Regions from separate parts of the Mus musculus genome. Here regions 1, 2, 3, 4, 6 and 7 are each linked to region 5. The links are chromatin loops, found by intact Hi-C in ENCODE. Cell type or tissue: heart. All regions are shown on one strand.

What was found. Peaks named below come from ENCODE experiments on the same cell type or tissue, not always from the same donor. Only the 100,000 strongest peaks of a DNase experiment are listed, where the experiment ranks them.
Region 1: a loop joins it to region 5, with 4 times the contacts of the local background. A loop is called at or near these places in 20 of 42 quality-filtered maps.
Region 2: it touches region 5 in a loop (2.1-fold over the local background); 3 of 42 quality-filtered maps call a loop at or near these places.
Region 3: a loop joins it to region 5, with 2.1 times the contacts of the local background. A loop is called at or near these places in 3 of 42 quality-filtered maps.
Region 4: a loop joins it to region 5, with 2.3 times the contacts of the local background. A loop is called at or near these places in 2 of 42 quality-filtered maps.
Region 6: a loop joins it to region 5, with 30 times the contacts of the local background. A loop is called at or near these places in 15 of 42 quality-filtered maps.
Region 7: it touches region 5 in a loop (3-fold over the local background); 20 of 42 quality-filtered maps call a loop at or near these places.

What each region holds. Positions count from the first base shown.
Region 1 is chrX:160,115,392-160,119,391 of GRCm38, forward strand. Map3k15 (mitogen-activated protein kinase kinase kinase 15) reads left to right here. Exons shown (of 29, transcript NM_001163085.4): 21 at 494-659; 22 at 1,128-1,302; 23 at 2,264-2,449; 24 at 3,150-3,255. Among named protein-coding and RNA genes, the nearest start is that of Gm39547, 21 kb to the right of the region's middle. In heart, a CTCF peak has its summit at 1,527 (motif pointing left); no DNase peak of the experiment used is centred here.
Region 2 is chrX:159,705,862-159,709,861 of GRCm38, forward strand. All of the region lies in intron 2 of Sh3kbp1 (SH3-domain kinase binding protein 1), which reads left to right. Among named protein-coding and RNA genes, the nearest start is that of Sh3kbp1, 81 kb to the left of the region's middle. In heart, no CTCF peak of the experiment used is centred here; no DNase peak of the experiment used is centred here.
Region 3 is chrX:159,838,760-159,842,759 of GRCm38, forward strand. All of the region lies in intron 6 of Sh3kbp1 (SH3-domain kinase binding protein 1), which reads left to right. Among named protein-coding and RNA genes, the nearest start is that of Map3k15, 150 kb to the right of the region's middle. In heart, no CTCF peak of the experiment used is centred here; a DNase peak (open chromatin) is centred at 1,702.
Region 4 is chrX:159,530,827-159,534,826 of GRCm38, forward strand. Bclaf3 (Bclaf1 and Thrap3 family member 3) reads left to right here and starts at 1,842. Exons shown (of 12, transcript NM_001033472.2): 1 at 1,842-2,009. In heart, a CTCF peak has its summit at 1,699 (motif pointing right); DNase peaks (open chromatin) are centred at 1,785 and 2,485; H3K4me3 peaks cover 1,438 bases; H3K27ac peaks cover 712 bases.
Region 5 is chrX:159,624,789-159,628,788 of GRCm38, forward strand. It overlaps Sh3kbp1 (SH3-domain kinase binding protein 1), which reads left to right and starts at 2,484. Exons shown (of 18, transcript NM_001135727.2): 1 at 2,484-2,903. The coding sequence starts at 2,900. In heart, CTCF peaks have their summits at 1,555 (motif pointing right) and 2,693; DNase peaks (open chromatin) are centred at 2,403, 2,733 and 3,093; H3K4me3 peaks cover 2,239 bases; H3K27ac peaks cover 997 bases.
Region 6 is chrX:159,747,271-159,751,270 of GRCm38, forward strand. All of the region lies in intron 2 of Sh3kbp1 (SH3-domain kinase binding protein 1), which reads left to right. Among named protein-coding and RNA genes, the nearest start is that of Sh3kbp1, 120 kb to the left of the region's middle. In heart, no CTCF peak of the experiment used is centred here; no DNase peak of the experiment used is centred here.
Region 7 is chrX:159,765,531-159,769,530 of GRCm38, forward strand. The region is part of intron 3 of Sh3kbp1 (SH3-domain kinase binding protein 1); the gene reads left to right. Among named protein-coding and RNA genes, the nearest start is that of Sh3kbp1, 140 kb to the left of the region's middle. In heart, no CTCF peak of the experiment used is centred here; no DNase peak of the experiment used is centred here.

The DNA.
Region 1 (4,000 bases), 490 kb after region 5:
TACAAACCCAGCCAGTTGTCCACCTGTTTTCTGACAGACACAGGGAGCGTCACGTTGATCCCGTTCCTGTACTTCAAGTACTTCTTTGAGGAATGTGAAGAGGAGGAAGGCAAGAGGTCTCTTGTCTGGGGTTTTGTAACTTTCCCACATGTAGAGCCTGCTGCTTCTGGCCTGTCATCCTGTGTTGATACTGACCTTACTAAAAGGACACACAGGCTTTCTGGGGAAGGACACATTTACATGTAGTTAAGTCCTGTCTGTAAACTAAGGTTGGCCTCTAAAAGAAAACACGTTTTCCTCTTTTCGTTGAGTGGGTAAGTCAGAGGCTGTGACAGTGTGGCTCACCAAGTCGCTGCCTTACTGTGAGGCCCGCCTCAACCCTACATTTTCACTAGGATCCTTCTACTAGACAGTGTAGCAGTGGATTAGAGGAGTCCGTGATTAACAGGTCCTTGTATGGGGGTCTGGCCACTCTCTGGCTGTTTCTCCACAGAGGGTGTTCGGAGTGGCACTGGTACTCTGGCTCTGCCTTCATCAGGAGAGCTTGTGGGCAGCAGCAGCAGCGAGCATGGCTCAATCTCCCCAGACTCGGATGCCCAGCCTGATGCATTCTTTGAGAAAGTCCAGGTGCCCAAACATCAGCTCAGCCACCTTCTCAGGTACTGTCATTGTCTCTTGTCCCCCTGTGGCAGTCCTCTGAAGGATACCAGTTGTTCCTCAGTAGCAGAACACTTGCTGGGTTACAGAAAGGAGTTTTGCAGGGAAGCAGGGTGACCAAAGAGACTTGTCTTCACCCAGTGTCCTTTTTTTGTCCTTTCTCTTCTCTGGTTGTCCCTGTTCTTCCTCTCTCCCCTCCCCCCTCCACACTTCCCCTTTCTAGTCTCCTCTTCCCCTTACCCTATCTGCCTCCCTGTCCTCTCCCTCTTCTCTTCCCCTCTCTCTGGGCCCCTTATCTCCTTATTTCTCTCCCACTAGATACCAAGGGGGTAGTCAAGAAGGGGAGAGGGGATACCACACACCTTACCCACCAGCCTTTTTCCACAATTCCTCTTCTGGAGTCTCCCCAAAGGGCACAACATGCTACCCTTCCCAGACACACAGAAATTGTTGACGATGTTTATCTGCAGTGTCCCAGATGAAAGCCCAGCCTTAGATGACCGAAGCACAGCCTTACCCCCAGAGGAGAGGGACCCTGGTCTCTTTCTGCTGCGCAAGGACAGTGAGCGCAGAGCCATCCTTTACAGAATCCTTTGGGAGGAACAGAACCAAGTGGCTTCCAACTTGCAAGAGTGTGTGGTCCAGGTACAGGCTGCGGAAAGGCATCTGATAATCCTACCGACTCTGCCCAGTTCCTCTCTCCAACAGGTGTAAACGGGACAGCAAAGTGTCCTACATCCTGGGACATTCTCATAGTTGTAGTGATTACTATACTTATTGCCCAACACCCTTCTCTTTCCTGACAAAAAGGAGGTTTTCAGCTTACTGCAATGCTTCCTGGCATTGGTGTGCTGGTGCTGCCCTCTGGTGGAAAGCAAACTGGATGTCAGCTGAAAGCTCTAAGAGGCTTAGCACTCCCTTGGTCTCCCCCTCTCCCCTTATATGACACACTGAAGCAATGGATCTCATCCTATTGAGTTGCAAACCCCTTGGGGTCACATATCACATGGTATGGATAATTCATAACAGTAGCAAAGTTAGTTATGAAGTAGCAACAAAAGTCTTCAGATTGGGGGACCACAGCATGAGGAACTGTATTAAAGGGTTGCAGCATTAAGAAGGTTGAGACCCACTGTGCTAGAGCCTACACTCAGGAGAGAACAGGCACTGTAGGGAGAATGGTTATGGAAGAAAACCAAGTTTGAAGCAGGCCAAAGTAGTAGCAAAGTGTTCTCTCTCCCGTTGTTATAGACAGGAAGATACTTTGAAGAGAGGCCATTGTCCTGCTATGAGCTCTACCTTCCCTAGCCCTCTGTAGAGTGGTCAGACAGGAAGCAAGGACCATTCCCAGCTGCCTTAGTGCTGACATTTTCTGTATACCCACCTCTTGGGGAGGATCCCCAAGACCTCCAGGAAGGGTATGATGGGACTCAGGAGCATCCTTACTCAGGAGCTTCCACAATTCCATTAGCAAATGGACTGTCTACTTTCCCACAACGCATTTGGAAATTCCTGCCTTCCCTCCGACTCACTCAAATGAAAATGATTTTCGTGTGTGTGTGTGTGTGTGTGTGTGTGTGTGTGTGTGTGTGTGTATCATTTTCAGAGTTCAGAAGAGTTGCTTCTCTCAGTTAGCCACATCAAACAGATAATTGGAATCCTGAGGGACTTCATCCGCTCCCCAGAGCACAGGGTGATGGCAGCCACAATATCAAAACTAAAGGTGGACCTGGACTTTGACAGCTCATCCATCAACCAGATTCACCTGATTCTGTTTGGGTTCCAAGATGCTGTGAGTGCACTATCGGGCCCTGGAGAACATGATAGCCAAACCAGTTAGCTCACCCTGTTCTTCTATAGCACCCATTCCTTCTCATTTGTTAATAGCCTGAATCCCAAAGTTTGTAAACATTAAGCACATAGTAATAACATCACTTTGTGAAGTGTACCAATTGCATTTGACCACTGAGAGAGCATGGGATATGGGAATTTGCATTGGCCACCACAGTGGCTATACTTTTGTGCCTGTATGTTACTTCAATTATAAAGCCAGATCTGGTTTATCTTGTTGCATGCTCCCAATATAGTCAGTCTGTCATGTCATAGATGTTCAATAAATGTCCCTTGAATTAACAACCAAGGGGCCTGATGACACTGATCCCATCTTTTAGAATCCATTTTGACTTAGGGTCCATCTAGAGAAAGATTCATTCAGAAGAATGAACCAGACAGAAATCCAGGACAGCGCAGCACGATTCATCTCAGTGGGAATAGAAGCAAATTGAATAAGTCTGTTTCTTAAAAGTCCAATGGAGCTGGGCAGTGGTGGTACATGCCTTTAATCCCAGAACTTGGGTTTACAGAGTGAGTTCCAGGACAGCCAGGGCTATACCGAGAAACCCTGTCTCAAAAAAAAAAAAAAACCCAAAAAAACAAAAAACAAAAAATGTACAATGGAATAGACATAGGAACTTTTGTGATTTTTTTTTTAGGTCAATAGAATTTTGAGAAACCACTTAATTAGGCCCCACTGGATGTTTGCAATGGACAACATCATTCGCAGAGCTGTGCAGGCTGCAGTCACCATTCTCATTCCAGGTAATTAAGTGCCTTCTTGCACTCAAGATCGGATTCGGGCTGCCGAAAAGACCAGGAGTATCCTCAGCATCCAACAGCTGTTGCTTTGTTTCCATTTGGTTTATACTTCCCTGCAGTTAAGTAAATGCTCCCATAGAGCTTTCTGGAACGAAAAGTCTGTGATAACATCTCATGGCGCCCTGTCTACCTACCTCCTAGGCATAATGGTGACTGTGTAGAGATTATACTTTTGATCTTAACAGGGAGTCGATGTTGGAAGGCAGGGATCCTCTGGTGCTCATACAGCTTCCTCAGTGTGCATGCTCTCAAGCTTATTAGATAGTTGATAATTACAGAACTCCTTCTTCCCTTGGAATCATCCTGTAATGGCTGTACCTCTTACTATATATGGATCCATACGCATGCGTGGTCATTCTGGGGAGCCAATTCAGGGTCTCGTGTTCGGAAGCACATGCTGTACCTCTCTGAGCTATGCACCCCAAGCCCAATGTGAGGCTTTCTTTTTGAAATGAGGTGCCCAGTGTGCTTCTCCTGCAGTACTATGGCTGGGGATGGCAGGCTTTCGAGTCGTTGCCCCTTCCTGTTGACACTGGATCCTTGCTGGCCACTTCTGTCTACTCTCTCAAATGCTCCCTGGAACAGGCACCAAGCAGAGCACTGGCCTGTTGATAGCACTCGTGGCTTGCTGGCCTGCACATCCTTCATTGTCAGTTGCTTCTTGTGTAAACTGGGAAGGACCATATTT
Region 2 (4,000 bases), 81 kb after region 5:
TCTGGGATGATTAAAAAAAAAAAAGAAAAGGGTGTTGGATCCCCTGGAACTGAAGTTACAGTGGTTGCTGGGAATCAAACTCTGAGTCTCTAGAAAAGCATCCAGTGCCCTTAACCACTGAACCTTTTCCCCAGCCTAATGTTTTCTTGATTAATGATTGATGTGGGATGGCCCAGCCCACTGTGGGTGGTGGCGTCCCTGGCTGTATATAAAACAAGCTGGACAAACCATGGAAAGGAAGCCAGTAATAACATTTCTTCGTGGGGTCTGCTTCAGTTCCTGCGTTGAGTTCCTGTCCTGCCTTTCCTTCATGATGGAAGAGAAGCTGTAAGATGAAATGAACTCTTTCCTACCTTTCTTTTGCTCATAGCATTTATCTCAGCACTAGAAAGCCAGCAGCAGTAGATAGGAAGTAGGAAAAGTGGGGGCAGGAGATGAGAGGAAGTGTTCATGCCCTTGTAAGGGATTTAGAGGAATCGGGGAAGGACTGGAGAAAGGGTTTCTCATAAGGGCCTGGAGAAAATGTTCTGGCAACATATGTCCTCTACTGCTTGAATATCTGCATCCCCAATAGCTTTCCAAACAGCTTTGTGGGATCTAACTTACACTAATTTACACACCGTAAAGTGAACTCATTTGAAGTGCCTCATTCAATGGATTTTAGTGTATTTGGAGTTGTCTAATGATCATCACAATCTAATTCTCAAACATTTCCAGCCCCCCTACCAAAGGATTACTTGTGCCCACTTATGGTCCCTCCCCATTTCCCATGCCCAACTCTAGGCAATCTTTGTAATTCCTCTTTGTAAAACATTAAGGGGGATGTTTTCAGTGACTGTTATATTTACTTTAAGGAATCTCTTGGACAAATTGTAAACTTTTATTTTTCGTTTCTCCATTACTTCTCAGTCCATCCCTGTTAGCATGCTACAGATTTCACACAACAGAAACCTGTCCCGGACTGTCTTAAACATAAATCACTTCTCTTACATAATTGAGATGCTAGAGGAGGGTGGAGCCCTGGGGCAGTGTGATCTACAGTTTGATGGGGCATCAGAAACCCCTGTTTGGGGTCCAAGGAGATAGCTCAACAGGAAAAGTGCTTGCCATCCCAGCTTGATCACTTGAGTTTGAACCTTGGAACCCATATAAAGGTGGAAGGAGTTAGCTGCTTCCATAAAGCTGCTCTCTGACATCCACACGTGTGTGATGGTACATGCCCCCCCAGTCTCTTTTAATAATAATACAAAGGAGAGACCCTTCTTCTTGCCATCACTCTTCTATGACATTGTTTTGGAAGTAGCTGTGTTCCCTTGGACCAGCTTGAACATGATTAGAAGATGGCTGTCATTGGTAATTGGGCCCTTTGTTTTTATCCATAGCCTATGTGGAGGGGCTGGGAGTGGAGAGTTCCTGTAGGCTAACTAGATAAACTTAGTTGGTTTGTGTGTGTGTGTGTGTGTGTGTGTGTGTGTGTGTGTGTGTGAACTCGGAATCAATGCTTGGTTTAGGATTGAATAGGCTGCTGCACTCCCAGATGCTCTGTGGGAAGGGGAATTGAATCTCCTGGGATGGGCAACCATCAGTCTTCACGGAGGGTTACTGAGCAACCCTGTTGGAGTCTTGGGCCCTCGCTTCTTTTTAACTGGAGCCCTTTCTACGTTAAGCAGAGGCAAGGTGGTAATCAAATTTAAACTTGTTATCCTTGGACAGCTAGACTCACTCCCAACTCATCCTAGGCGACCAGTGGTCTCAACAGGTCAGAGAATAAGAACACTGTGCTAGCATTGTTAAAAGTAAGTCCAGCTTTATGTCTCTGGAAGTCATCCGTTGAGATCTTACACATTTAGGAGTGTCTGGTGATTGAGTACATGAAATTTTATCTCAGGATAGGTCACTAGTGTGGGCAATATCCAGGGGGGTGTTAGTGTTAACACGGGTGGAAAAATCATTTCAGTCACATTAGGGAAATCTTTGTGTTGTAGGGTAGAACTAGTTAAGTAATACATAACTAGCAGCAAATAGTAGAAAAAGCACTTGTACCTAGTTATTGGAACCTCCACTTTGAGGAAAAAGACCCTCTGAATATGTCAGTATTATAGCTACAATATGAAATTCAAGTATAGCTCACACATCACTAAGCCAAATAGACATTCTGCCAGTTATTAGAACTTTATTAAATTCTGCTTCATGTGTACTTTAAAAAAAAACAAACAAGGGTGGCCTTTACACGGAAAGGTAGGTTATTTGATTATGAGCTGTAGTTCAGAATTGATTTCAGGGTAAGGTCTGTCCACATGCACTGAGATTCGCTGCTGCAGCTCTTAATGATGAGAACGGATGTTGAAGAAAGCAAACACCATATGCCCTTTGTTTCCGTGCATGTCTCCTTCTGGAGGCCTGGGTGGAGTGTCTCAGCTGTCTCAAATAATCTCCATTTTGCTCTTACTGCAGACTGCAGTTCCCCCAGCTTGCTTCTTTCTGATGTTAATTATCATTTCTTCCTAATGGGTTGGCTCTTCCTCCTCTTTAGTGGTAAAGGTTCCCCTCTCTCCTGTGCCAGAGATTGGGTTAATTTTGAAAAATGCATTTCACTTGATTTGTGACAGAAGTAAGAGAGTGCAGAGAATTAAAGAAACAAAACAAAACAAAACGCACCAGCCTGAGTGTGTAGTGGGAGGGGCAGGAGGCTTGACTATGGGACAGGATGCTTAGAATAATTCTGCTGCCAAGTGAATCAGAAAGGCTTGCGGTTCTCAGAGTGCACGGAACTCACTCCTGCCCGGGAGTGCAGACAGTCCACCAGAAGTCACCATTCCCCACTCCACAGAATGGAGCTTTCTGCAGCCAAAGCCCCAAGCCCCACAGACTTGCCTGAGAGTGTAAGTAGGCCATAAGTCTGCTTTGATTGTTATGTCTGCATCTTTTGTAGTCTTTTTTTTTTGTTGCCTGACAACTTTGTAAGCCCAGAGGGAGACATGAGGGGGGAGTCTGCTCTGCAGTCTAGTACTTCCTCCCATTTAGATCCAGGTCTTAGTTCTCTTGTTTCTGGTAAAAGGAAGTTTTTTTCTTTTCTTCTCCCCATGTCACCCCAGGGACAGACAGACAGGACTTATTTTGACCGAGATCTGTTTGTAGCAGTTTGTAAAGGTTTGAAGCCGACTTCTCTTCTACTTTTCTCTGTCTTGCCTTCTCTGGTTGTGATCTATAGCTGAGGTGTTTCCCCCTGAGGGATAACCGTGCATAGATGGGCCCCATTCAGGAAGCCCTAGCAAGTGTCCCTTTCAGCAGAAAGAAGTTAGGGGAAGGGTTGGAGGGCAGAAAACGTTTCCGAGGCAGCCGAAAGATGTAGGAGTCTGGGAACAAGGCTGGTGTAGGATCTGACTTGCCTGTGGTGTCAAGCGCTAAAGGGGGTTTCAGGGAGACAAGATGGGAAGCAGGAGAGAAAGTCTGTTTGGAGTCCGACAGGAGGATTGTCTGTTCCTAGTTGCTAATCCGTATCAGACTATCGAAAATCCCCATTCAGGTAGCCTAGTAGCCTTGGGCCACTAAGAAAACTAACCTTCCAAGTCTTACTCTTTTTTTCACCTGGTTCTTGTTGGCCTGGCTCTTGATGGTAGCCTTTCACAGGTGCAAGCCGTGTGACGGGTCCCATGGGATGCCACCAGTGCTGCTGTTGGGCTCATATCAGGGGTAGCCCCAAAGGCCTTCATATTCTCTTAGTGTCATAGATTTTACCTTGCAGCTGGCTCCTTTGCCTTGCTTAAGACCATCGCTGTTGTTCTTTTGGTCATGGTCTGGTGACCCCCAACACCCCCCCAAATGTCCATCAGGTTCCTGGGGAGAGGGTACCAGTGGATCCTAGGGCCTGAGGCCTGAGTTAGGAGGTCATGTAATGAGTCGTGGTAGGAGAGAGAGAATTCAAAAGTCTTTCTGATTTGGCTTTGACTTTTGAGCTTCAGGAGTGTCTCTATTACCCAGGGAGAGGAAGACAAACAAG
Region 3 (4,000 bases), 210 kb after region 5:
AGTTTTTATTCATTGTCCCTTTTCTTTAATTTTAGGGTGTCATTCAGGATTCTGCATTGTATTTAATCACCCTAACTCCTAAGATTCCTCCTGTTTTGGTGACCTTAGCAATTTTGAGTTTTGTAGAATGTTCAATTGGCCATTTGTCTGAAGGTTTTCTCATGATGGAGGCTCATTCATGTGACATCAGATGCGGAGGGCTCATGATATCAAAGTAACTTCATTTTCAATGTTGACTTTGGTCACCTTGACTGAGGTGAGCTTGGACAGTTTTGTCCCCTGGGAAGGTTCCTTGTCTTGTTTTATTTCATTCTGCCTTCTTTCCATTCTAAACTCTTTTGGAAGAAGTCACTCTGAAAACCCAATGGGGAGTTATGCTGTACTTTACTGGGGGAGGAGAGTCTAAAGAAATGAATTGAAATCCCTCTGGGCAGCCAGGTCTGTTCTTTCTCATCCTAATTAGGTTTTGATAAGGTGATTTCTTATCTGCATTCCAAATGCTAATTCCCTAGCACTTGCATCACATCTGTCATTCACACCCAGAAGTAGCCCCCACCTTTGTTTTAGGTATGTAGTATATAAACAGATCTGTGTCATATTTACTCAGATTATACCTTTCTTGAGGACTGAGGCGGCATCTCATTTAAAGGGTTGGCCACAGTGCAGGCAGTTAGTAAGTACAGACTATATTATTTTTAAGTTAGTTTAATTAAAAGACTTAAAAATTAGCCATGGTTCATAACTAACTGCACAGGACATCAAGGTCTAAGAATACAAGAAACATGGCAAGAAAAAGATACTGTTGATTTGTGAAGTCCTGAACTGGTAATAGTAGCTAATATGGTACTTCCTGTGTGCCAGATTCTTCTGTAAGCATTTGGTCTTCTGTACATCATTTAGTCGCCTAGACAACCAAGTAGGTCTGTGGCTACGGTGATGACTCTTTTGCGGTTCTTGAAATTGAACCTAGAACCTTGCACATGCGCTGTCCCATTAGTCCCATTTTATAGATAAGGGAATTAAGGTGAACAAAATTTAATTTGTTCAAGATTATATAGCTTGGGAATGACCTACTTGTAACCTTTATATCATGTTCTGGCTCCAGAGTTTTGAACCCTTTATCACTGGACTCTGAAGTCATTAAAATGGTGATTCATATGGTTTCTCATTTAGGGGGGAACAAGATTGATGTTTAAATACTTCATTCCAGACTGTTGGGATATTTCTGATGACATGATGTATCCCGAGGGGAACGTAGCCATAAAGTCAGTGCTATTTCCCCTTTAGGGTTTTTTTTTTTTTAAATTTTTGTGTAGTATGACTAATTTTATTTCTGTAAAAGTGTTTGTACTTTTTGTAACACACCATATTTTATATATCCCCAACTCCCCAGGCATATAATCTGTTGAAAGATAGTTTTTTATTTCCCCTCTGGCATTTAAAACACACACACACACACACACACACACACACACACACACATACAGATACTACACACACAAGTGGTCACTGGGTCTTGCCAACAAATACTCTCAGTTAGTTCCTTGTCCGTGTGTGTGGTCACACCTTTGGGCACTGGGAGGCAACCTATATTACGGCAGGGATGTAGGCGAGGGAGGAGGACTTCTGGAGAAGCCACCCAAGCTATGATTCGGCCCCAGCTTCCTGAACCATAAACAAATGCAAGCTTTGTTCTCCCTATTCCTCATTTGGTCCCAAGTATGACTCAGGATTAGGCTGGGTCCTCAGGCTCCGCGCCTTTGGCTGTTTGAAGGAAGTGGGAGGATTTCAGGGTAGTTCTGGGACCTTTACAAACTGAAGAGACGAAGCTGGCTGCAAGATGGGAGAAGAGGTATTTCTTTCTTTTTTCCTTTAGAGAAGAAATAGAGCCTTTAAATTTTTATCTTATCTATAGCATTTTATAGAGGCCTTGATCTGTATTTACATGGGGTGTTAAAATGATGATGTTTGGGCTAGCTGGAATCCCACAGCGGAGGGGGGGTCACTCTTGGATGTATTCAGAAAGAACCTTTCCCATGGAAGGGTGGTTTTCTAAATTCGAATGTTCTACTGGAGCTATCTAGCTTGTTTTTGACGCCCCCCCCCCCATCCCACCCCAAGGCTTTGGTCCATTTGGCCATTAATTTTTACAGATGTTTCCAATTTCTTTGTTCCTTAGTTTTCATGTGCTCATACAGCAGAGAGTAATTTAGATGGGCAGTCTGCACAAGCAGTAACTAACTGTTACACCATGTCACAGAGATGTTTAGCAATTACAGATGTTTGTGCAGTCAACAAATCTAGCTTGCTCTTCAGGTTAGTTTAGGAGAAAAGAACATCTCCCCAGAACAAGCCAGCTGTGGAGCATTGCACCCCCGGGGGTGGGGTTCACAAACATTTGGAGTCTTCCTTGTGAATGAAGAAACTGTGAGTAGTGCTTTTAGAGATGAAGAGCCCTGCTTTCTTCTGTAGGGCTGAGCATTTATATGTGTGTACTCACATAGAGGAAGCTTGGATTACTTGCTTTTCTAAAAGTTAAACTAAGGTGGTCATGTTTCTCTGAGTCCTTTATTATTTGTCTTCCTAAAAGCAGAAGTCTGTTATTTTCCAGACACAAAATAAAATTCCCTAAAGAAACCACAGGATAAGTAAAGGCTTATGATTATTGTGTGTCTTCTGTGTCCCTGTGTGTCTCACTGAAAGAAAAAAAAAGAAATTAGGGAAGAGACGAAGTCTGCAAAATATGATCCTTTATATCTTTTCTATTGGCTTTAACTTAAATTTTTTGAAACGTTCTTTTAAAGGGAAAATAATGTGGCAAGAATGAAGCTAGTTGTCTCAGCACATTATTTAAGAGTACAAGAGTCTTTTGAAAGTTTTCGTTTTCTTTGAACAGCATCTGTTGGCTTGCTTAGGAAGACTGCCAGATATATGAGAGAGCTTCAGGTATTGAGGAGAATAAAGTTAATTTGTAGTAGCTTGGGAGGATCCACTAGGGAAAGCTGTCTGAAATTGTCTGGTCTTCTATATGGAATTTTTCTAAGTTCATTTGTTGTTAATTTTCTCAGATCCTAAAGCTAAGTAATGGGCTTCCTCTTGGCCTCTTCATATGTTTATGTCATTATGCTTTGTTCTTGGTGGTTCCATTGCCCTCTTCTTCTTTCCTGGTCCTTCTATACCTTTTGACTTGTAAAGGAAGAACCCAGACTTAGTTGTTTAACTTAGCCCCAGGAAATGGTGAGAGCCCTTTAAGTTGTAAAGTACTGACTGGGAAGACTGAGCAATTTGCAGTCCATTGGGAGCTTATCTGGCCCTCTGGCAAGGCCCTAGAGATGACAAAGTTAGGGTAACCTGCTGACCCTAACCCTTCTGTCTTGTTTTTAAGGAGATAAGCTACCTCACTGTAGGAGAGTGCTTTCTGAGTCCATCTGTCTATCAAAAACTAAATAGCACTGTTGCTTCTCTCATGTCAAGAATTCTTTGTAGTATTGATAATAGTTAAAAATACTAGCTCACGGTTGAAGTATATGAAGAACTAGAGACTGTTCTTAGTCTCTTATTGGAGAAATTATAATTAACAGTTTTTATGTGTATTTTTCCAGATTTTTTTTTCTGAGCCTGAATATGCATGTAGGGTACAATCATTTGCTATTCTTACAATAACAGGGGTATAGTACATGCTTCCTGTCTTGAAAACTTAATTTTTTTGTTTTTGTTTTTCTTTGTTCGGTTTTTCCAAGACAGGGTTTCACTTTGTAGCCCTGCCTGTCCTAGAGTTCACTCTGTAGACCAGGCTGGCCTTGCACACAGAGATCCGACTGCCTCTGCCTCCATGTGCACTGACTTGCTGTTTGGAAAATTTAATATGCCATGGCTCACTTTTTTCCTGTTAGATAACTACACCGTATTTTTAAGGTATAACCATTAAAAATAACCATCAGAAGAATACAAAATACCATTTATTGAACTAGACTTCACTTGATAACTGTTTAGATTGTTT
Region 4 (4,000 bases), 94 kb before region 5:
TCTGATATACACTCAAGTTGAAGAAGCAGTTCCTATCATTTGTATTCCCTGTAAGGCAGTTGAATAGTGGGATTGTGGGTAGCTTAAAATGTGTTTGTCATGATCTGTCAACCTGACTAGATTGAGATGCCTAGTGACACACTTCTGGGTGTATCTGTGGGGGTGTTGTCAGAGATGATTGACATGCAGGAGAGCAATTGAGGGGGAATGTAGCTGTTCTGAATGTGGGTGGCAACATCCCAATAGGCCTGGGGCTCCAAAGGAAAAAAGGTGGAGAAATGAAGATTCCTAGCCAGCGTGTGCAAGCTTTATACTTCTTCAGCAGATACGTCTAATGGCCACGGCATGTTCTGTGGCCACCAGATTCCAGAGTCTTTAGCGTCTCAACACTAACTCACACAGAGACTCTCTAAGAAGCTTGTAGGCAATTACAGATGCCACTTCTTCTGAGACTTCCAGCTTTCTTGGACTGCATAGCTAACGTAGTTTTGCTTCTTCCGGGGGCCAATAGTCATTGTTTGGATTATCCAGGATCGAATGTGGGTCCTACTCTAACAAATCCTTCTTTTGCAGTTGTGTATGTGTTTGTGTGTGTTATGAGAGCTTCTTGCTAGCATGCTTGCACACCGAGTGCACGGTCCTGGGTTCCCTCTAGATACAGCAGGCAGAGAGTGATAAATGGGGGTGGGGGGGTGGCGATCCTAGGGAGATAGATTTATTACTATAGTGCTTGCTTTGCAAGGATCAGGACCTGAGTCAGAGCCCTAGACCTTGTGTAAAAAGAGACAGGCATGGTGGCACATGCTTGGAACTCCAGTAGTGGGGAGGCAGAGCTAGGCAGATTCCTGGGACTTGCTAGCCAGCCAGCTTAGCCTACTTGGAACGTTCCAGGCCAGTGAGAAACCCTGTCACCCTAAACAAAGGTGGACAATCCTTCTCAAGGAATGACACCTGAGGTTGCCCTTTGACCTCCCCCCACACCCCACACAGGGGAAGTATACATGGACATACAAACAGAGCACTATAGGCACAAAAGAGGAGGAAAATGAGGGTAGAGAGAAAGGAGAAAGAGAAGAAAATAAGAAAATATAAAAGAGAGGAGAGCAGAGAGGGGTTGGTATTTATTGGGACCATTAACCCATTTGGAAAGCTCAGAAGGTCCCGTTTTCCAAGCAGACCCTTCATTTGAGGCTATGGGAAATGGTGAAAAGTTGGATGATTGGTTGCAAATTAAATAGGTGGGGACAGAGGTCAAGGAGAAGCAGGCTCAGATATATAGATGGGCCACATAAAGAGCTAGACGCTAGCCGGGCAGTGGTGGCGCATGCCTTTAATCCCAGCACTCGGGAGGCAGAGGCAGGCAGATTTCTGAGTTTGAGGCCAGCCTGGTCTACAAAGTGAGTTCCAGGACAGCCAGGACTATACAGAGAAACCCTGTCTCGAAAACCAAAAAAAAAAAAAAACAAAAACAAAAACAAAAAAAAACCTTGGCCGATACCTCTGCCTCTATCTGCGGATACTGCACACAAGGCAGGAAGATCAAGGGAACCAAGTTGAGGGCTGACTTCTAGGCCGCGATCCTCAACTCCAGAGTCCCAGACTTGCACCACCTGGGGTGCTTCTCTTCCTTCTAGCCAGATCAACTCGCGAGCGCACTTTAGTCTCTCAGGGAACCGTGGGAGAGCGCAGCCAGCAGAGGGCGCTAGAGAGCCCGCGGGCGCCGTCTGGGCGGGGCTGGACCCGAGCTTCTCCTCCTTGAAGGCAAGTTTGGGCGGGAGGCGGACACTGTGGGCGGGGCCAGAGGGGGTTGGGACCAGACCATTCCGGAAGGAAGTGGTTCCGGGTCCCGGCCCGCGGGGAGAGCTGGGTGCTGGTTGGAGCAGGAGGCGGGAGCTGCGCGACGGGCGAGGCGGTGAGGGAGCAGCAACAGCGGCGGCGGCTGTAGCGGCGGAGGCTTCGGCGACGGCGACAGCGACAGCGACGGGCTCTGGTGACGACTTCTCTGAGGGGTGAGCGGTCCGGGGAGTGGGCAGAGTGAGGAAGCCCGAGCCTGGGAAGGAGGGAGGGTGTGTCCTTCGCCCACGAGTGGCGGTTCTCACGGTGGCGGGCGGGAACGGGACTGCGGGCGGACTTGGCTTCTCCGGGGACCTCATCCCTTCTCCGGTTCACGCTGGGGCCAGCGCCTTCCCTAAGCGGCTGCCGCCCCTCGAGGCTCAGGCTCCCTTGGCGCGCCCGCTTGGCTCTCTGCCCTGAGGGGGGGTGGGTTCTGAGGCTGTCCCCGCCGGTGCTATTCCTGAGCCGCCGCCAGCTCGGGCACCTGCCCGCCCCCCCCCCCAACCCCCAGGTCTGCCCGCCCACGGCGGCGGGCAGGTGGCGGCGCCAGGCTCCTGCCGCGTGGGTCCCCGGGGACCAGGGAGGGGGCGGTGCCGGGAGGCTGAAGCCCGAGGACGCGGAGCCCTCCGGAGCGGAGCGATGCTCCCGGCTTTGTCCGCCAAAGATGCTCTGGCCTCGGGAGCCGCATCCTCCGCGGACAAGGTCAAAGGCTAGTTAGCTAGCGCAGACCTCCCTGGGAGGAATTCAGTCAACTGGGCCACCGGTCAGGACCGCCCTAGAGAAACTTAGCCCTCGAAATATGCTTTTTTTTTTTTGTTTGTTTTGTTTTTTTTTTTTTTTTTGAGTTACACCTTGAGTGACTGCTTCTCTGGAACACATTCCAAACGGCCAGGAGAAAATAGGGCCCTCGAGGCTTCCGGTCAGGCTACCTTTTTAACTTTTCTTTTCTTTTATAAGCCTGGAAAGAAAAGCTAGGCCCTTCCCCATGGCAAGCAAGCACTCCACCGTAGAGCTATGTACCTTTTGAGATAGAGTCTCACTCAACACAGGATGCTGTTTAACTCATTCTATTGGTCAGGCTGGGCAGTCCTCGAACTTTGTACCCACTCTCCATCCTGAGTAGATTATAGGCCTGCGTGGCCAGGCCTGGCATATTTAAACTTTTCTTTTTCCCTAGATGTGAACAGGTCCAAAACTTTAAAAGGCTTGTTTGTTCATTTATGTTGAGGCTTTCTTTTTTTCTTCCTTTTTTTTAAAAAAAGGGAGTCTTTAAAGAAAGGATGGTCTTGAACTCACAGTGTAGCCAAGGATAGCCTTGAGTTTCTGACTCCCGGTCTCTGGCCCCTAAATGCCAGGGTTGCAGGTGCATGCCAGTCATGTTTGTTTTATTTTCCTCGGTTATTGATAGCAGTTCAGCTTCCCAGTTACTCCGTGTTCTAAAAAAAATAAAACAAGTTAGTAAGGGTTTTTCTAAGTGAACAAAGTTTGAAGTTATGACTTACTTGAATTATATCTGATTACCTTGTCCAAATCACTTAACTTTTTCTAAGGTATTTCCTCAGCAATGAACAAGGGATTATAATGTGTGTCTTACCTTTTAGGGTCATATGAGACATTTATGAAAGTATATTTCACATACTTTGTCTTACTTACTGCAGGTTTTACTTTCTTGTAAAAATTTCAGAGCACAGAAGCATTTTTTTTTTGTTTTTTTGAGACAGGGTTTCTCTGTGTAGCCCTGGCTGTCCTGGAACTCACTCTGTAGACCAGGCTGGCCTCGAACTCAGAAATCCACCTGCCTCTGCCTGTGCCTCCCTTGTGCTGGGATTAAAGGCATGGGCCACCAACACCCGGCGCACAGAAGCATCTTGAAGCACAAAAATTTTAAATGTAAACTTTTGGAGCTGGGGAAAATGGCCCAGTCAGTAATACTTGCTGTGGAATCATGAGAACTGGGGTTAAGATCCCTTGTACCTGAATAAAAAGCCAGCAGCAAAGTATTTATCTCTAATTCCAGCTCTCAAGAAACAGACAGGAGAGTTTCTGAGGCTGGCTAACCATTCAGATAAGCTGAAATGGTGAACTTCAGGTGGTATAAAAGATTCCTGTCTTAAAAAAAAGTTACGTAGAGAGCTACTGAAAAAGATCTATTTCTCTGCTCTTCTTG
Region 5 (4,000 bases):
GACTACAGGAAAACAGCCCAAGAGTAAAACCACTGTGTCCTTGGGACCAGCTAGAAGCTGAACCATTTCCATCAGAGGTCATCACCATTGTTTATCCCATGATATAAAAGTGCCAGCTATGGGAAAAAGATGCCAGGACTCTAGCTGATTCCCTCCACTTCCTGAGTCAGTTTCTGCTAGAAATAGGTTGTATGTACCTGATTTGATGATGTTCCGCTATCTATCTCTTGCTATCCATTCCTTTACTTTGGCTTGCTATATACTTACTAGAGTCAACAAACAGAAAGTATAGCTATCATAGATCCTTTTCTGGACCATACAAAACACAGACCAAGACTCAAAACTTCAAGGGACCTATCTTTATCCTTGCGAGATTGGCAAAGCAATTCAATTTGAAGACTAAGATTGAGACTAATGTTAAGCAGAGAAAGCAAGCTCGTTCTCTCTAGAGTCCCTTGCGGGATGTGGAATTGGCTTCACTGGACTTTGTGATGTATAGGTAAGTCTGGCTGATTTCTTCAACAGTGTTCAATGACTTCATTTCTTTAAAAAAACATTATTTGTATGAGTTTTACCTGGGTATGCCCTACCTTTGTGTAGTGCCCACAGAAATCAAAATAGGGCATCAGATCCCCTGGAACTGGAGTTACAAGTGGTTGTGAGCCACCATGAGGTTGTTGGGAATTGAACTTGGTTCTTCATCATTTTGACTCATCACTCTGAGAATACAAGGGTCAGCAACCACAAATCTTCAGCACCCATGTGCCAAGCTACCATAAATCTAGCTCAGCTATTTCCTTATGGAGCACATGCCTAACCATTTTTTTTGGGGGGGGGGGGTCTGAATGTCTTTGAGAGAGAATTAGAATGGTCTAATAATCTGGAGCTTAGCCAAGACAGCCACTTTCAGAATTTCAGACACAGTTCTTGTTGCGTTGAGGGGAGAATGTTCTACTAACAGCGGGTTAAGTTAGGCTCTGAGTCTCAGTGTTTGTCAACTACAGGGTCATAAGGTTTCATTGTCTTAATAAGAATGTGGATGCGTCAAGGCACGTAACAAGCAGGGCCACTGTAGGGATGAGCCTTCTGTATCTTGATTCGTCTAGGTTGCTGTGACACACATGACCAGTGTCTAGAGAAGGATGCTGCTGTTACTCTTCTTTTTAAAGCCCTGCCTGCAAGTCTCTCCTCTTCCCTCCCCCTTACTCATCAGGATCATCCTGTGTCCCAGGCTAGCCTTTAAGCCAGAACTCATTAACAGCACCATCTTCTATGCCTCAGCCTTATGACTGAAATACCCCCTCCACCCTCCAACATATTTCTACAGAAATTTTAGGCTTTGACCCAATATACAAATAATGCTGCATTATTATTATTCACCGGGTACGCAAGGCAGATCTCCATTGGGCATGGGGTCAGCTTTTATTTGTCACCTCTGGGTTCACTAGTCCCCAGCCTCCATTTGCAGGGGACAATGATCTAATTTCTCTCTTGTCTCACTTTCCCTGTTGCCTATTTTGTCTCCAGTCTAGCTCACTATCTCTTCCTACCACCAGATGGTGGAAAGTGGAAAGGAAACAACAGACTGCTCAATGAATGCGGTCGCAGGCAAGTCTCTTTGGCTGAAAGGTGTGGTGGAGAATAGACTCCAAAAAAGAAGCTCGTTGAGTTGCCCAGGAATTCCTATGGATTTCTATTTTCATTTTAGTGTCCACTTAAAATTGTTGTCTATCCGGGTTTGAGGCTCAATAGAGCACAGTGATGCCTGATGGAGAACCAGCCAATCTTTGTCTCTGGACCTAGAAACATTCCTAGGCAGCAGAGCCCCACACCTTGTCCGGGTACCACTGGGTCAGGTGTAAGGAGGGTCTAATCCTGGGAGGGGCGGTGGCCAGCAGCGGACCTGCTCAGCAGCCTGACTGCGCCCTTCTCATTGGGCACCTCTAGCCCAGTACCACCTCCTACGCTCCAAACTCGCACCTGGTCTGCCAGTACTCCAAAGCCACAGCCAAAGGCCCCTTCCTCCCACAGCCCCCTGCTAGCAGCCTTCTTCCTCTATGTCCCCCCCCGCAGGGAAGGGGTGTCACCTGTTAATAACAGCAGGTGTCCCGCTCTTCACCTGCCACCGGCTTCCCCTCCCCCAGCCCTCCTTTCTCGGGGTTCTGCCTTCGATCCACCTTTTCCACGTGCCCCACAACTCCGACGCCCCCACCCCCACGGACCCCCTAAATCTCCTCCAGTCTCGAGGAGTCTCGCGGCATTTCCCGGGGCGTGAGCCGAGCCTAGGCGGATAGGGGGCGACCCTCTGCGGAGCTCCAGCCGGGACAGAGCCAGAGGTGAGGGGGGCGGCCGAGCCCCGCAGACAGAGGACGAGCCCCAGAGTCGGGCTGGACACTGCTCGGGCCCCGCCCCTCGACCCCGCCCCCGCCTGGCGGCCGCGCCTCTCGGGCGGGCGGAGCCGCTGAGCTTCGCCGCGGCGGGGAGGAGGGGAGAGCAGGCTCCGAGGCGGCTGCAGGGCACTGGGCTGGGCGGTGCTTTTTTTCTTTTCTTTTCTTTTCTTTCTTTCTTTTTTTTTCTTCTTCTTCTTCTTTTTTTTTTTTTTTCGCAATTTCCACTCGCAGAGAGCAGGAAACCCGGAGCAGCCGGGTGCAGTGGGGCCGCGATGCAGCAGCAGCAGCAGCAGGAGTCGCCCCAGGGTAGCAGCGGCAGCAGCAGCAGAGGCAGTAGCGGGCGGCGCTGAGCTGCCACCACCGCCGCTGAGGACGAAGCCGGCCCAGCAGCAGCCGCGTCCCGACGCTCGCGCCCCCGATCCCTGCGCCGCGACCTCGGCGCTCCGAACCCAACGCCCGGTTCCGCCAACTTTCACGCTGCTTCGGCGGCTCGGCTCGTCTTGGCGCCAATGGGTGAGTGCAGGGGCCGTTCGAACCTTCAGCCCATCTGTGTGTAGGGGTCGACTGGCGCGCCCATCCCGGGACCGCGGACCCGGGGAGGGCGCCCTGGAGCAGGGCCGGGAGAGTGACATCGCGCAGAGCGCCCTCCCTCGCCTTGCGCACCCCCATTCACTCTCACTTGCTTTAGTGTCCCTGCGGAGCCCGCGCGCGGCACGGACTGGAACCCGAGGGGGCCTGAGCAGAGAATCGCGGGGGCTAGCTCCGGGGCTGCTTGGGTTGAGGGAGTCAGGGGGTGTGGTTGGCTTCTTCGGGTGGGCGGGGAGAGTTTTGTCTTTGCCATTCTCCCACCCAAGTGCACCCTCCCTGGCGCTGTGGACCCGGGTACCAGGATTTGGTGGGCTCTGGCCCTGTACAGGGCTCTTGGGCCAGCCTGAGAAGAGCCTTGAAGGTCGGGGTCTCTGGGAGAGGGTTAGACTGTCTTTACTGCCTGATGATGCCGGTGGTGGGAGGTTAGGAAACGCCCCAGTACCGGGCATGGCGGGCTGTCCCAGGGTCCTGAGCTCTTCATGCGTTCCCCACTTGTGCCTCCACCTCTCACTCTGTCTTCCCCCACGCCGAACCCCTCTCCACTCTGTTACACTCAAAGGCTACTTCCTATATCCTCCTCTCAGTCTGCAGGGCCAGGAACTGGAAATGGTGATCCAGTTTTTGATGCACCTAGCAAGCATAATTTCCATGTAGGCAGCTAACCTTAGCTCTTCAGGATCCTTTTTATTATAGACCTGACAGTGTGGAAACCACCTTACTGCCCAGGGGAACTGGCACTTTACTGAGCAAAGGACTTGTGACTGTCTGGTCTCTAGTAAACGTTTGCTTTATCTAGGTACTAGCCTTGCTCATTGGTCAGCCTTTGCTTGTTATGCCTCTAGCATATGATTTTTGGGGTGTTTCTAGGCCAAGCATAGCAGTTTGCACATTATAATGAATCGTTATAAAGTGAGACTTTTTGTATGCAGGTAATAGGATCTTACACTAGCCAGCAAGAAATAGGCAGGAGTCAAAGGGTGCTAACCCAGTAAGTTGTTCATTAGTGAAGTTCAATTCCCTTT
Region 6 (4,000 bases), 120 kb after region 5:
TGGGTGAGAAATGGTAGCCCTGCTTCAGTTACTAATTTTTGTATTGATGACACGACTAACTAGGGGCTGGAAAGCGGATGGCTGAGTCAGCTAGGTGCCTGTTCTGCAAGTGTAGGACCTGAGCTCCTAGCCCAGCGGGGTAGAGTGGAGACAGGCAGATCTGTGTCAGCCAGCCTCACCAATAAGTACACCATGGGTTCAGTAAGAAAGCCTGTCTCATAAAACAAGGGAGCGAGCAATAGAAACTCAATGTTGACTTCTAGCATATGCACAGATAAACACAGACAGACACATACCAGAATAACTGGCACATGGCACCAGTAAAAAGGGACAAAAATATATGCTTTATCTGTCTCTTGGCTTTCTTGTTCCCATCCCTAGAGGAAGCCTTGGGTATCAATTTACTTTATGTGGGATCCGTATTACACATTGAGGTGTGCGCCCCAATTTATCTAAATGTCAGAGTGCATTCTTATGCTTCTTGACCTAGAACTGTGTCTTGGCGAGTTTCCTTATTGATAAATACAAGCAGGCCTCATTCCTGGAGAAAATTGCACTGTGAGACTTCATGGTCACAACCTGTCTACTATAGTTCTGTTGCTTTAATCTTTTGCTACTTTAAACAATGCTGTATCAGGTAATCTTGTACGCATGTCATGTTGCACATGTGAAAGTATACTTGTAGTTTAAATCCTTCCGAGTGGAAATACCATGTCAAAAGTCATAGGCATTTAGATGTTTGATAGGTAATTACCACATTGCTTCCCACAGAAGTTCTGGTGATTTATATACTAATTTATGTTCTCATTGAGAAGTGTGAGAGACACTCCTTTTCTGTACTCTTGCCAACAGGCTATTGTCAATTTTTTTTTTTTGGTTGGTGCCAGTCTGATAGATTAAAAATATCTCATTGTTATTAAAATTGTGTCTATCCTTGTCTAGACTGTCAACTTCTGGAGAAGTTTGTACTTGCAGTTTCCCAAATTTCCAGTTCTTTAAGGGAATACCAGCTGTGTGCTAGTCACTGAGACGCATTCTATGCAAACAGCTCCTATCCTGAGAATGGCAGACTCTATGTAAACATTATTGTGATGCAGTAGACAGGGGCTACAACTGTAGGTATGAGAACAATAGTGAGTCCTCCTGGGCACTGAACACGCTTCAGACATTGCTGACTGCATGCCAGTGTGATCTCCATTTCTCTTATGAGTACAATTAAGCATCGTTTGATACATTTGAGTCTTTGACCCCTAGCACAAAGAGCTGTTCTTTACTGTTTTGTTGGATTATTCATCTCTTTGCTACTAATCTGGAGAAGGATTTCTCTTTATGTAGCAGGTAATATTCACCAGTTTGTCTTTTGCCTTGGTTGATGAACTTCCTCTTGTTTGTGTTTTGCTGTGTTGCGTTTACAGTTTTCAACCCTTTGTCTTGTGGGATCTGGATTCTATATAAGAGTGTCAAATTGTCTTCCCTCATTTGAATTATAAAACAATTCCCTTCATGTTCTCTTTTAGTGCTTTTAAGATGAATTTTTAAGAATGAAAAAATCCATGATCACAGTTGAAGAAAGGATTATTATTTGCTTTAAAAATGAGACACTGGAGGTTTCTTTTTTCTTTCTTTCTTTTTTTAAAAATATTTTTTATTAGGTATTTTCCTCATTTATATTTCCAATGCTATCCCAAAAGTCCCCCATACCCTCCCACCCACTCCCATTTTTTGGCCCTGGTGTTCCCCTGTACTGAGGCATATAAAGTTTGTAAGTCCAATGGGCCTCTCTTTGCAGTGATGGCCGACTAGGCCATCTTTTTGATACATATGCAGCTAGAGACACGAGCTCCGGGATACTGGTTAGTTCATAATGTTGTTCCACCTATAGGGTTGCAGATCCCTTTAGCTCCTTGGGTACTTTCTCTAGCTCCTCCATTGGGGGCCCTGTGATCCATCCAATAGCTGACTGTGAGCATCCACTTCTGTGTTTGCTAGGCCCCGGCATAGCCTCAAAAGAGACAGCTATATCTGGGTCCTTTCAGCAAAATCTTGCTAGTGTATGCAATGGTGTCAGCGTTTGGAGGCTGATTATGGGATGGCTCCCTGGATATGGCACTTTCTAGATGGTCCATCCTTTTGTCACAGCTCCAAACTTTGTCTCTGTAACTCCTTCCATGGGTGTTTTGTTCCCAGTTCTAAGAAGGGGCAAAGTGTCCACACTTTGGTCTTCGTTCTTGAGATTCATGCGTTTAGCAAATTGTATCTTATATCTTGGGTATTCTAAGTTTCTGGGCTAATATCCACTTATCAGTGAGTACATATTGCATGAGTTCCTTTGTGATTGTGCTACCTCACTCAGGATGATGCCCTCCAGGTCCATCCATTTTTCTAGGAATTTCATAAATTCATTCTTTTTAATAGCTGAGTAGTACTCCATTGTGTACATGTACCACATTTTCTGTATCCATTCCTCTGTTGAGGGGCATCTGGGTTCTTTCCAGCTTCTGGCTATTATAAATAAGGCTGCTATGAATATAGTGGAGCATGTGTCCTTCTTACCGGTTAGAACATCTTGTGGATATATGCCCAGGAGAGGTATTGCTGGATCCTCCGGTAGTACTATGTCCAATTTTCTGAGGAACCGCCAGACTGATTTCCAGAGTGGTTGTACAAGCTTGCAATCCCACCAACAATGGAGGAGTGTTCCTCTTTCTCCACATCCTCGCCAGCATCTGCTGTCACCTGAATTTTTGATCTTAGCCATTCTGACTGGTGTGAGGTGGAATCTCAGGGTTGTTTTGATTTGCATTTCCCTGATGATTAAGGATGTTGAACATTTTTTCTGGTGCTTCTCTGCCATTCGGTATTCCTCAGGTGAGAATTCTTTGTTCAGTTCTGAGCCCCATTTTTTAATGGGGTTATTTGATTTTCTGAAGTCCACCTTCTTGAGTTCTTTATATATATTGGATATTCGTCCCCTATCTGATTTGGGATAGGTAAAGATCCTTTCCCAATCTGTTGGTGGTCTTTTTGTCTTATTGACGGTGTCTTTTGCCTTGCAGAAGCTTTGCAACTTTATGAGGTCCCATTTATCGATTCTCAATCTTACAGCACAAGTCATTGCTGTTCTATTCAGGAATTTTTCCCCTGTACCCGTTTCTTATTCATATTACCTTGTTATCACTCCTAAGTAAAATTTGCATCTTGTCAAGTGAGATACTGAAGATGCTTCAGTGAATTCTAGTTATGTCTCAGTGTATATGACATAGATCTCATGTTTTCTCAGGTTTGGAGATGAACTTAGCCATCTTTACCATGGTTGGTGTGCCCATAACAATATAGTTAATTGGCTATTAATTTGCTAAGTATTCATTAAGAGCCTTCTACAGCATGTCCAAACACTTAGTTAGTATTGACACTGATACAGTGGTACTCATCCTATATGTCTGGCGGTTGTGGGCAAACGTAAAGATACTGGCTGTCACATAGGTCATTGGAACATCATGAAACAGTGTTCTCTATTCATGACATAAAAATAGCCCTTTACATCTTTGTCTAGCACTGCCCCTCCTTTTGATGACATTCATTCCTATCCTATAGGTAAAGAGATTCTCTGATCTTGTCATTTTCCTGTCCAGGTTAATTTGGGGGAGATAACACTGTAAATATATAATATCACAAATACCCAGTTGAAGATTGACATAGAAACATGACAGTAGGTATTCCTGCTGCATCAAAATGTCTTTCCTTGTTAGCTTTAAGCTGAAAATGAAATTGGTACATTTATAATTGCATGTCAAAGTGCTTCTCTGAGTGGCAGCATAGTTTGTAAATATGAGAAAGCCATTGTGGGATGAAACATCCACATGCTTTCATTATGTAATTTTGAGGGGCAGTGTTGAAATGTTTCTAACAAATACCAAATACCAATGTGCCCACCATCCTGTCATATCAAACACTCATATTTTGTTATATTTACTTATGTATGGGTGTCTACAGATACATA
Region 7 (4,000 bases), 140 kb after region 5:
CATGCAGAGTGACTACTAAGTCAGGTTTTTCTGGTCACCCCTGGTATTTTATCAAGTCAGTATGGGACTTAGCATAATTAATTTTACAAGATAAAGAAATAATTAAAGCAAAGAATGAAGGTAATTATCTGTATGGCTTCAGTGAAATTACCTCAACTAAAAGAATAGAACTTTGCAGATACTTGTTTCTTTAGAACCGCAACTCTGGCCTTTGAGATCCCCAAATGAAATCTCTTGTTCACTAGAAAAATGAATTCCAAGGGTATAGTTTATTTGACTTTTTAAAGCCTTCTACCTTAGCCCTACAGATAATTTAAGACAAAACTTTTATAGTTGGGGCTTTTCCATGCTAAATGCCAGTAACTATGAGACCTGAACAGGCAAAGGCACCCTGTAACTAGGAAGGCCATTACAGCTCATCTCCATTCTGTTCCAGACTTCACACTGACCTCTGGGGTCACCTGGGCCAAACATCAGTTCCCAGCTGAAGGGAGGCATTGTGTACCAGGATGGGTGCTGTTTGGTCCTCCCCCATCCCATCAAGACTAACACTATTTTGCTCCTCCTTATAATAAACAGTGTGTGTGGTGGAGACTGACTGGCCTTGTCAGGCCAGATAAATAGTTCATTGTACTGATCTCAAAAGCTACGTTTCTTTCCCACCCAAAAATCAATGAAAAACAAAAACAAAATGCCCCCCCCCAACACAAAGATCTGAGGCTAAATCTGTGAGGGATCACTCTAGTTCCTCCTAAACTTCTGTGTAAATTTTTCAAGCTTTTGGACTTAAGTTATTGAAGTCCACCCCTCCCCTTTTGTTTCCAGCAAGCTTTGTTCTTAAAACCTTTAGGATGTTGCAGTCTGTCAGTATCTCTTCATAGCTATGATCAAAAGAGGAACTCTTTCTTCGGGTTTGATAGTCTGTTTTGATTTGCTAATGCGTGGGATCTTTCCCCAGGTATATGAATCTACTCTGTAATCCCACCTTGGACCCTGTGAGAATTCAGCAGAAAACACAAATCCCTTTTAACTAAGCTAAAGATGGGAGGGCTCTTTTCTTTCTATGAGCCTGGTCATTTGATTCAGGCCTGGAATTGGTTTAATGAGGAAAGAGGCCATTTGAATCTGGTTCTGACTCTGAACTTGAACCCTGTCACTGGGGCCCGAGCTTGAGACAGACTTAGCTGAAGATGTTTACCCAGCTGTATGCAGCTGTTACTGTAGTTTGTGATATTCCTCACTCTGTGGCAGTTGCAGACAGACTGGGTTTCGGACCTGATGATCTGGAGTAAGCTTGCCTTCCCCCTGAACAATGGCAGAAGAATTCAGAGTCTAAGGGAGACCCCTCATAACCCCGAGAAATGGTAGGAGCACGGGGGATGAATAATAGGACACGGCTAGCGTTAATTGTGGCATTTGCAGCTACTAAGGCTGATCTTTGCACTGACAGGGTTGACTCGTTGGGCTGTTTGTTTGAGAAGAAGGGAGATGCAGCTAGAGTTCAGAGAATAAGCCAAGCATCCCAGCTGGCGTGGCAGCCATCAGCTGCCCATTTGAGCCTCTAGAATATTAAGTAGGTGGACCCTGTTTCCACCTCAGGTCACAGGTAACAAAACCTTTGGCCCAGATATGACTTCTTATTTTGTAAATTTTTTTTCTGTCGTTAAGCCCATACAGAAGGGGGATGGGCTTTCCCAAAATAGACCGTGAATAGACAAAGGGAATGTTTTTGTTTTTGTTGTTATTGTTGTTGCTGTTGTTGTTGTTGATTTTTTTCAATGTTCAAAACGTGAGTTGAGAAGCAAAATTGAAAAAAAGGGAAGTTTTAACAGTTACAAGCAAATATGTTCTCCAAGATGAACAGTTGGTTTTGAACATCGGAATGCTCTTTTCTACTTGAATCCAAAACAAAATAAAAATCATTTGGTTTCATCTGTAGAAGGAACTCCTGATCAGCTTTCTCCACGTGACGCATTATATATCCGAGCTGTAGTCTATCCTTTACTGACCTAGGTGAAGGCCAGGTTTATGCTGGGCTTCTGGCTTCTATTCTTAGCAGGTCAGGCAGGGAAGCTGTGTCTTAGCATTCCCTTCATTCCTGCCTGTGATTTTGGACATTGTTCCTTAAAAAAATTTTTTTGATGAACACCAGTGAACACTCTATAACATGTGATTATTGCATGCCAACTGTGCACCCCATCTAGTGCCTGGTGCTTGTACAAAGACTAGAAAACAAGCAGGCAGCCCTGCCTGCAAGCACTTCAGGCCACATGGGAAATGTTGAGAGAGTACTGTCCATTCCTTACATCCCTTTAAAGGACAAGGTGGGGGTATATCTCTTATTTACTTTTGTCATTCTTAATGTGAAGCCACTCCGTGGGTTTCTGGTTGGCTTTATGTGTCCTTGTTTCTATTTCCAGTTTATCATGAATTCAGTGTTTGGTAAGTGTCTATTGTATTTTGTGCATTTCTTATCCTTTGCTATTACTACTGTTATTGTTATGCTCTTCTGATACAAAATGTATTTTATAATCATCTTTTTAAGCCGCTCTGCTACTTTGGCATCTGCCTTCTGAAAGATAAACTGCTTCTTACCATCTTTATTTAAGGTTATGCATTTGCACTTTAGTACCCTTTCCAGAGATAAACGCTCAAGGATCTGACAGTTTTAAGGATGTTATTGGTAACAGGTCTAGCTCTGATGCTGGGAGGTGAGATCATCTGTCTCACATGAGATTCTAGAGAGGATGGGGGTGGGGGGGACGGTTGCTCCCTGTACTGATATGTGGATCTGACTTTATAGAACATTGCTCTGTGAGTTCTGTTCTGGTACATTTAATCCTCCCGACAGATCTGACTCAAAGCCTTCCTTAGTGGAAGGACCAAATAAATGCTCTGCCCCTGGTGACACACTGTTGCTTTAAAGATCCGCATGGAAACCTTCAGAGTTCATTTTGCATGTGGATGGGTGGTACTTGCATGCCCTTCACATTAATATGGGCCTCACGTTTGCCACACAGAAGTGCTCTCCATTTGAGACTACTACCTGTAGCTATCCAAAGAATTTAACTAATGTGTAGCCTTCTTTTCATTGTTGTATCAGCAATAGTCATTTTGGTCCCTAAACAGATCTGGCCAAGTGACCACTCTCTCCTGTCACTTTTCCTGAAATGGAAATGTATTTTTTTTTAAGGCTTCCATTTCTTCATCATTTATCTTGGCTGCCTGGGATAATACACCAATGGAGCAATTACCCCTTGGACTGATTCATGAGACTCTGGGAGAGGGGGAGAGCATGTGCATATGTGTGGAGATATGCACACGCTAGCATGGAAAGCACATCATGGCTCAGAGGCTCAATGGCATGGAAAATATTTTTGGAGACAATGTCTCCTTATGTAGCCCAGGCTTACCTCAGGCTCTCTAGCGATTCCCTTGTTTCAGTCTCCAGATTCCAAGCATGCACCACCATGCCTGGCTGGCATGGCTCTTGAAGGCCTTGGGCTCTTTGTTGAAAATAATCTGTAAACAAAGGATACAAAAAGTGTTTGTGGATTTAGCTCAGTGGTAGAGTGCTTAATGCTGGTCTCTGTTCTTCCCTTTGGGGGAAAACACACACAAAGCAAAACCAGAAGAGCTCATTTGGCTTCCTGGTGATCTGTTATTTAAGGTCTATGCAAAAGCTGCGGTTTTGCTGGTAGAAAGGAGGAGGCCTTTTTCCTTTCAAATGTGAATTTTCCTGTAGCTAACTAGATATCTGAAAATGTGGCATTTTGTGTCAGATTCTCCTTGATCTGTTTAAAATCCCATGTTGATCTCACCGGAAGAGCTAGCTTTTATGGACTGACAGGGGAAGAGTTAACAGGAGGTATCAATGTTGTGTGGAAGGTATTGGTTATCACCAGAGCTGATCTTTCCTAAGGAAAATGAGAAGCTGGAAGTGAGGGCGTAGGAAAGAGAGTCACTTCATAGCATGCACACCTGCATATATATCTGGGTA